Regions from separate parts of the Homo sapiens genome. Here all the other regions are linked to region 1. Evidence: chromatin loops called from intact Hi-C (ENCODE). Cell type or tissue: heart right ventricle. All regions are shown on one strand.

What was found. A loop is a pair of places that touch in the nucleus more often than their neighbours do. Peaks named below come from ENCODE experiments on the same cell type or tissue, not always from the same donor. Only the 100,000 strongest peaks of a DNase experiment are listed, where the experiment ranks them.
Region 2: a loop joins it to region 1, with 4 times the contacts of the local background. A loop is called at or near these places in 59 of 110 quality-filtered maps.
Region 3: it touches region 1 in a loop (8-fold over the local background); 38 of 110 quality-filtered maps call a loop at or near these places.

The regions. Positions count from the first base shown.
Region 1 is chr4:74,133,037-74,135,536 of GRCh38, reverse strand. The region is part of intron 1 of LOC105377277 (a long non-coding RNA gene); the gene reads left to right. It also overlaps a transcript of MTHFD2L not described here. Among named protein-coding and RNA genes, the nearest start is that of MTHFD2L, 24 kb to the left of the region's middle. In heart right ventricle, CTCF peaks have their summits at 884 and 1,087 (motif pointing right); a DNase peak (open chromatin) is centred at 1,126; H3K27ac peaks cover 307 bases.
Region 2 is chr4:73,728,791-73,731,290 of GRCh38, reverse strand. No RefSeq gene overlaps it. Among named protein-coding and RNA genes, the nearest start is that of INKILN, 9.0 kb to the right of the region's middle. In heart right ventricle, CTCF peaks have their summits at 1,324 and 1,536 (motif pointing left); a DNase peak (open chromatin) is centred at 1,560.
Region 3 is chr4:73,592,401-73,594,900 of GRCh38, reverse strand. It overlaps RASSF6 (Ras association domain family member 6), which reads left to right. Exons shown (of 11, transcript NM_177532.5): 4 at 1,308-1,450. Among named protein-coding and RNA genes, the nearest start is that of RASSF6, 27 kb to the left of the region's middle. In heart right ventricle, a CTCF peak has its summit at 1,059 (motif pointing left); no DNase peak of the experiment used is centred here.

The DNA.
Region 1 (2,500 bases):
GTGAGCTTTTCTTTGATGGGAGACTTTTTATTATGGCTTTGATTTCATAACTCATTATTGGCTTATTGAGGTTTTCTATTTGTTGATGGTTCAATATTGGTAGGTTGCATGTGTCCAGGAATTTATCCATTTCTTCTATATTTTCCAATTTGTTGGCATGTAATGGTTCCTAATTGTTTCTAATGATTCTTAGTATTTCTGAGGTCTCAGTTGTCATGTGTCCATTTTTGTTCCTACTTTTATTTATTTGGGTCTTCTCTCTTTTTTTCTTATTCTGGCTAAAGATGATTTGGAGCTCCTTTATATGCTGCTTGCTTCTTTTCTCTTGCTGCCATTACAGTTTTATCTTTATGCTTGATCTTTGACAGTTTGATTAGTAAATACCTTCATTAGTCTTATTTGACTAATGTGATGCTCTAAGGCCTTCCTGTACCTGAATATTTATATCTTTCTCATGTTTTGGAAAGTATTCTCTTATTATTTCTTTGAATAAGCTTTCTACCCTTGCTCCTGCTCTGCTCTCTCTTGAACATCAATAATTTTTAGATTTTGTCTTTGAGGTAATTTTCTATATCTTGTAAGTGGCCTTCTCTCATTTTCATTCTTTTTTTCTTTTCTCTCCTCTGTTTATTTTTTAACAGCCAGTCTTTGAGCTCATTGATTCTCTTCTCTGCTTGACCTATTCTGTGGTTGAGATCCCCTGAAGAGTTTCTTAGTTCAGCAAATGTAGTTCTTAGTTACAAGATTTCTGCTTATCATTATTTCAATTTCCTTGTTAAATTTCTCTGATAAATATCTGAGTTGCTTTTCTGTGTTATCTTAGAGATAACAAAGTTTCCTTAAAACAGCTGTTTTGAATTCTTGGTCAGAGAGTTCACAAATCGCCATCTCAGGAGGGTCAGTCGCTGGAACTTTGCTTTGTCTAGAAGGTTATGGTTCCATGTTTGCTGTTGTTTCTTGTGGGTATACATCTATGTATTTGTATTAATAATTATTTAGTCCAGCTTTATCTGTCTAGTTTGGTTTGGTTTTTATTGAATACAGTTGCTTATGAATCTTAACTGCCAGCTTGCTGCCTTGTTTTCGGCTCTAGATGGCGCCATAAGCCTATGTTTACCTTGACTTTTGCAAATGGCCATGGCACTGCCTGTCCCATAAGGAGGAGGACCAAAGGGATTACCCTAGCACTGTGGGAAGGCCGGCCACGGGTGTGTTCCCAGGGGACTTGTGGAACATACTTGCTACATGATTTCTACTGATTTGGCATCTCCTTTGGTCAAGTTACAAGGAGTTTTTACGGCTGAGGATGGTAGTCCTGGCTTCCCTATTTGTCTTTGCCAGCCTTCACAGACATTTCTCCCTCCAGGCAGTCACAGTGCTACCTGTGGTTTAAGGCAAAGGCAGGTCTCCTGGCAGGAAACCGAAGAAGATGGGAAAGCTGGTTGACAATCTCAATTTCACGTTTTTCAGTGCAGAAACCATGAGTTGAGGGCAGATTTTTCATACTGCTGATGCCTGGTGTAATGCAGGGAAGAGGCCTCATGGATGTAGAATCTGGTTCTCCTACCATCTGCTCAGAATGTTTCCACTTCTCTGTACCTACAGGAACTGTCTCATCCTCATACAGGATCTCTGGGTTGCTGCTGGTGAAGATCTTGCTGCTGTGTATTTCTTTTTGGTTTCTGGTGGAGGGGAGAGAAGCAAGCTTGCTTCTATGCTGCCATTTTGGGATTAGAAAACCGATATGTGAACTTTATAACTAAGAATTCAAAATAGCAATTTTAAGGAAACTCAGTGACCTACAAGATAACATAGAAAAACAATTCAGATACTTATCAGAGAAATTTAACAAGAAAATTGAAATAATAATTTAAAAATGAAACAGAAATCTTGGAACGGAGAACCACATTTGCTGAATTGAAACACTCTTTAGAGGATCTCAATAACAGAATGGGTTAGAGAAAAGAATCAGTGAGCTCAAAGACTGGCTATTAAGAAAATACAGTCCAAAGAAAGAAAAGAAAAAAACAATAAAAAGAAATGAAGGCCACCTTTAAAATATAGAAAATTACCTCAAAAGACCAAATCTAAAAATTATTGGTGTTTAAGGGGGAGCTGAGCAAGAGCAAGGGGAGAAAAGCTTATCCTAAGAAATAATAACAGAGCACTTTCCAAAACTCATGAAAGACAGAAATATCTAGATATAGAAAGGTCAGGGAACACCAAACAGATTCAACCCAAGTAACACTAACCAAGGCATATAATAATTGAACTTTCAAATATCAAAGACAAAGAGAAGATCCAGAAAGCAGCAAAAGAGTAAAATAACAAAGCAACTCCAGTTCATCTGGCAACAGACTTCACAATGGAAACCATGTAGGCCAGAAGGAAATAGGGCAGCATTAACAAAGAGAAATTGTCTTTCACAGACAAAAGCTAAGAGAATTCACCACTACTAGACCCGTCTTGCAAGAAATGCTAAAGGGAATTCTTCAACCTG
Region 2 (2,500 bases), 400 kb after region 1:
AGACAAGCGTGGTGACTAGTGGTCAAATTCTGGATAATTTAAGGTAGAGACAGCACAAAACCCTGAAGGATTAGGTATAAGACATGAGAAAAAGACAAAAGTCACAGACGATGAAGACTTCAGGTGTGAGCAATTGGAAGGATGGAGCAACTAAACTAAAGTTGCAGAATTATTTGAATGTGGGGCAACTCTTGCTTGATAGAGCTCTTCTGACCACATCCTCAGTGGATATCCTCAATTAGGCAATTAGGCCCATAGTTGTGTGACCCAGTGGCTATGGCTGGTGGTGGAAATAATGAGGAGGCACGGAGGCAGATAGAGGGGTGGGGGGCAGGGTAATATTTATTGTCTTCCAGCTCCTGTACTGGGTTCTTTATAAAAGTTAATTCATTTAATTCTCATCACAAATTTATGTGCTTGGCGCTATTATCTCCATTTTTATGTTTAAGAAAACAGGCTCAGGGAGTTAAAATTGTACACACATAGCAAGCAAGCAGCTGGACCCAAACCTGAATTTAAATCAGCACCCAGGTCTCTGGCCCCAAAGCTTGAGCTCTCTTCCCTCTGCAGAATGAAGTCCAGCCTGGGTAGAGCTCTGGCAGCCCACTTAGTGTTCATGTCCCAGTGGCCCAAGTCTTGAAAACTAGTTTAACAAAACTCTTTTAAGCTTAGTAAATAAGGTTGCAAGAGCATCAGGAAAAGTTTCTGACGGGTCTGAATTTTGTGCTTAAAAGGGTGAAACATGCCCAGTGACCTCACCTCCATTAAATCTATTCAATGACATCTGTGGTTTGTAAACAGTTCATCAAATGGGCGGGGTGGGAGGAGTATATTTGTCCAGGGCTTTGCATTCACAAAAACCCTTAAAGCTGATCTTCAGTGTTATTAACAAATAAGGTCAAGCTGCCAGCCAGAGATATTTTGATAAGATTGAAAACAGAAGACACATAATACTTAACTTTAAAATCTTATCCTGTCCTGAACATAGAATCTGAGTATACTACGAAGTGCTTATACTTTTAATACCACAAATACATTGCAATATATTTGTGCAATCTAAACATGTTAATTTATTAAATATAGGCAGTTAATGTATTTGTAAAAGTTTTATAATTTTGTTGTGACATTTCTCTTCTTTCTCTTTAAAATATTGATATTATTTAAAAAGAAGAATAAGAAAAGAAAGGCGATGACTCAGGCCCACCTTGACCTTCACAAGGGCTCTGTAGTAGAAACTTACAACACAACAAGCCACCACCTACCTTAATAAATATACCACAGTGAGGGAAAAAGAAATTCAGGAAAAATGACATATTTTTCTCTTTTCTGTGGTAAGTAAGTGTCCAAGTACAGGTCTTAAGCTCTGCACAAATTCCAACTTGGATGTTTTTGGAATCTTGGAGCTTGGTAAGGTAACGTATAGTAAGCCCTTAATCATATCTAGTTGGCAATATAGAAAGATTTCTAAAAGGAAAAGGCTCAAACAAGAAATCCTTCTGATAGTCAGTGTATCCCAGTATAAGCCCCACCTTGTGGTCAGAAGGCAGCACTGTCACACTCCCATCCACAGAAGAACTGCTGAAAGGCAGGGCTGGGAGAGTTTCAGTAAATGCAGCCAGAATCTTAGGCAAGCACGTTGTCCTCTATTTCTCAGCTTTTCTCATTTCTGTGGAATGGTACCAGTTCACTTGCTCATTTCCTCTGTGTATGTGTATGTGTGTGCTGTTGTTGGATTTAAACACTGGAGCTTGTCATTTTCTGCATCCACCTCCTCCCAGTTTCATCTTCATTGGAACTTCCACGTCTCTGAAATTAGGCCTCCCAGCAGGGCCCAGTAGCTCACACCTATAATCCCAGCACTTTCGGAGGCCGAGATGGGTGGATCGCCTAAGGTCATGAGTTCGAGACCAGCTTGGCCAACTTGGCAAAATCCCGTCTCTACTAAAAATACAACAATTATCTGAGTGTGGTGGCAGGCACCTGGAATCCCAGCTACTCAGGAGGCTGAGGCAAGAGAATCACTTGAACCCAGGAGCCAGAGGCTGCATTGAGCCAAGATTGCACCACTGCACTCTAGCCCGGATATCAGAGTAAGACTCCATCTCAAAGAAAAGAAAAAGACAAAAAAAAAAAAAAGAAAGAAAGAAAGAAATTACACCTCCCAGGTTAAAACAAACCTGTTTCTTCTTCCATTTACAGTGTTAGGATCAAGAGGACTTGATCAGAATCCCCTTAGTTTGTGAACACCACGAAGACTGAGGTGCAGCCTCAGCAACACTGGCTGGTCAGAGACACTTGTGGCTGTGGACTCTGTGTGTGTGTGTGTGTGTGTGTGTGTGTGTGTGTGTGTGTGTGTGTGTGTGTTGGGAAGGAAGGCAGTCTATCCATCTGTTCAGGGTGAGGAAAGGTGAAAGAAGGATGTGAGAAGGGACAGAAGGAGAATAATTTTTAAAAAGATGGAGAGGGGAAAAAAGGAGACAGAAAGGAAACCTATGCTGAG
Region 3 (2,500 bases), 540 kb after region 1:
AACAACCTCAGCAGAGTAGTGGGTTTTGTTTTTCTTTTCAGAGATTCTATAAGTTTTTGATACAAAGGCTTAATTGAGTTCTAGTTAGGCAGAGAAAGAATGCTGTCCACCATTAACTATATAATCTATATCATATACAGTCATTTCAAGGAATAAATTGTGTTTGATTGTTGAAAACAACTGATTGGTAACCTGACCTCTTAGTAATCTGAAATGTAAAGTCAAAAGTGGAAGAAGTGCAAAACTTTGTTTCAGGAGTGATTCCAAAGCAAGTTTATCAGCCAAAGAAATAATAAACAGTAATATAGAGCACCTATTGAATGCCAGGCGCTGTGAATTAGGGGTTATCATAATGTCTGTTTTTCACATGAGAAAGCCCAAGTTTAAAGGTAGCCAGTGACTTGTCCAAGGCCACAACTAGGAAGTGGCAGAGCCAGGGTTTGAGCACAGGTCTGTCTGATTCCAGAGTCTGGAGTTTTCATTATGCTCTCAAATAAGAATTGAGTGTTTAAATGTTGTCTAACAATTGATTCTTCATAATATTAATAATAGTTAATGAATGTTAAAATAGGTATTGGGTGGCTGGCATATGACTTTTGTTAGTTTCTACATTTTCCAAAGTTTCTATAACAGAAAACATTACTTTAACATTGGAAAAGCACTTTCATATATATAATGATTATTTATGCTTTAATTCAAAACTTTCCACAAAATTTATGTTAAATTTGTCTCCTTCTTCTGCTATACTACAGTATTTCTAATTTTAAAGAAATTCTTCAAATGCTATTGTTTTTACAAAAAATATATCTATGTTTTGAATTTTTACAGCGTGTTTTCACACGTGTTATTTTACTTGTTTTGCATAACTTTGTGAGTTAAATTTTTTTCTGTTCAGCAATGAGGAAATAGCTGCTAAATCTTTAAATAGATGTTTTTTTCTAATTTCTAGTTCAGCATAATTTTTAAATCTGCTTTAATTTTAAATTAAACAAAATTAGAGAATTAAAATTCCACTTAATGGAAGAATCAGAGTTCAGAAAGCATTTTGACATACTGTGCCCTCTGGTGGACATGCCATTACCATTATGATTTACTCACTTTGCTGGGTATAGCTGTTTTCAAAAATAAAAGAATGTTTCAAAAATAGAATTGCTTTGTAGATAAATTGGAAAGCCAAACAACAACCCTGGCGTTTCTTTTTAATCTATTTAGGTTTCTTACGCACTTAATTTCTACATCTTCGTTAAAACATTTACCGTCTATAAATAATACAAAAACAATTGGGGGATTATTCATTTCTTCCTTAGACTGAAGATGGCAAACTAATTGTTGAAGGAATGCTGGACATTTTCTGGGGAGTAAAACGACCTATACAGCTAAAAATACAAGATGAGAAGCCATTCTCTTCTTTTACTAGTATGAAGTCATCAGACGTCTTCTCCAGCAAAGGGTAAGCTATCTTTCATGTTTTTAATTCCTCAGAAGATGATCTTCATATCTAGTTTTATTGCGTGCACTCTTAAGGAGGGAAACTTAAGCTTGTGTAAAACTGATTACACACAATCTCATTTAATTTCCCAGCAATGGCCGGGCACGGTGGCTCACACCTGTAATCCCGGCACTTCGGGAGGCCAAGGCAGGTGGATCACCTGAGGTCAGGAGTTCGAGACCAGCCTGGCCAACATGATGAAACCCTGTCTCTACTAAAAATACAAAAATTAGCTGGGCGTGGTGGCAGCCGCCTGTAATCCCAGCTACTCGGGAGGCTGAGGCAGGAGAATCGCTTTAATCCGGGAGGCGGAGTTTGCAGTGAGCCGAGATTGCGCCATTGCACTCCAGCCTGAGCAACAGAGTGAGACTTTGAAAAAAAAAAAAAAAAAATCCCAGCAACTCAATGAAGTTGGTGTTCAGAAACTAGGGCTCTTCAAGATTAACTAATTTGTGCAAGATCCCCAATTACGATGTGGCAGAACTGGACTGGGCCTTACTTCTGTCTGGGGTCCACAGCCTGTGGTCTTGACTCCTCTGCTCTGCTACTTCTCTCCTGGAGACTGCATTCCTTCATTGGAAAAGGCAAAATGTAAAGTCAGAATTTGATTTACCCTGGCCTGGTCTCCAAAATAAGAGGATAAAATCTAAATGTCTTCTTTCCTTGGAACAAAGGGCTCATTGTGCTTTCTACCAAGGAAACTTAATGATGTTCCATCTGATTGTCCCAATCCTGTTCAACAGAGCACCCTGAAATGCACTTGAAGTTAAATAAATGCACAAAACAGTCCCTTGTGTGGGCTTATGCAAGTGTCCCTTGGATATCCAGGTTGGGCTGATTTTTTCCTTACCCCTTTACAAGTTTCAGAAAAATTAATAAATATTCTCAGCAAGAAACATACCTGTATAAAAGTTCCTTTCATCCTTTTTTTCCATCCCTTCTTCCTTTTTAGTCCTTACCTCTCCAGCTCAACCCACTGTGTATATACATTGAGATACCAAGCCTTCTTTT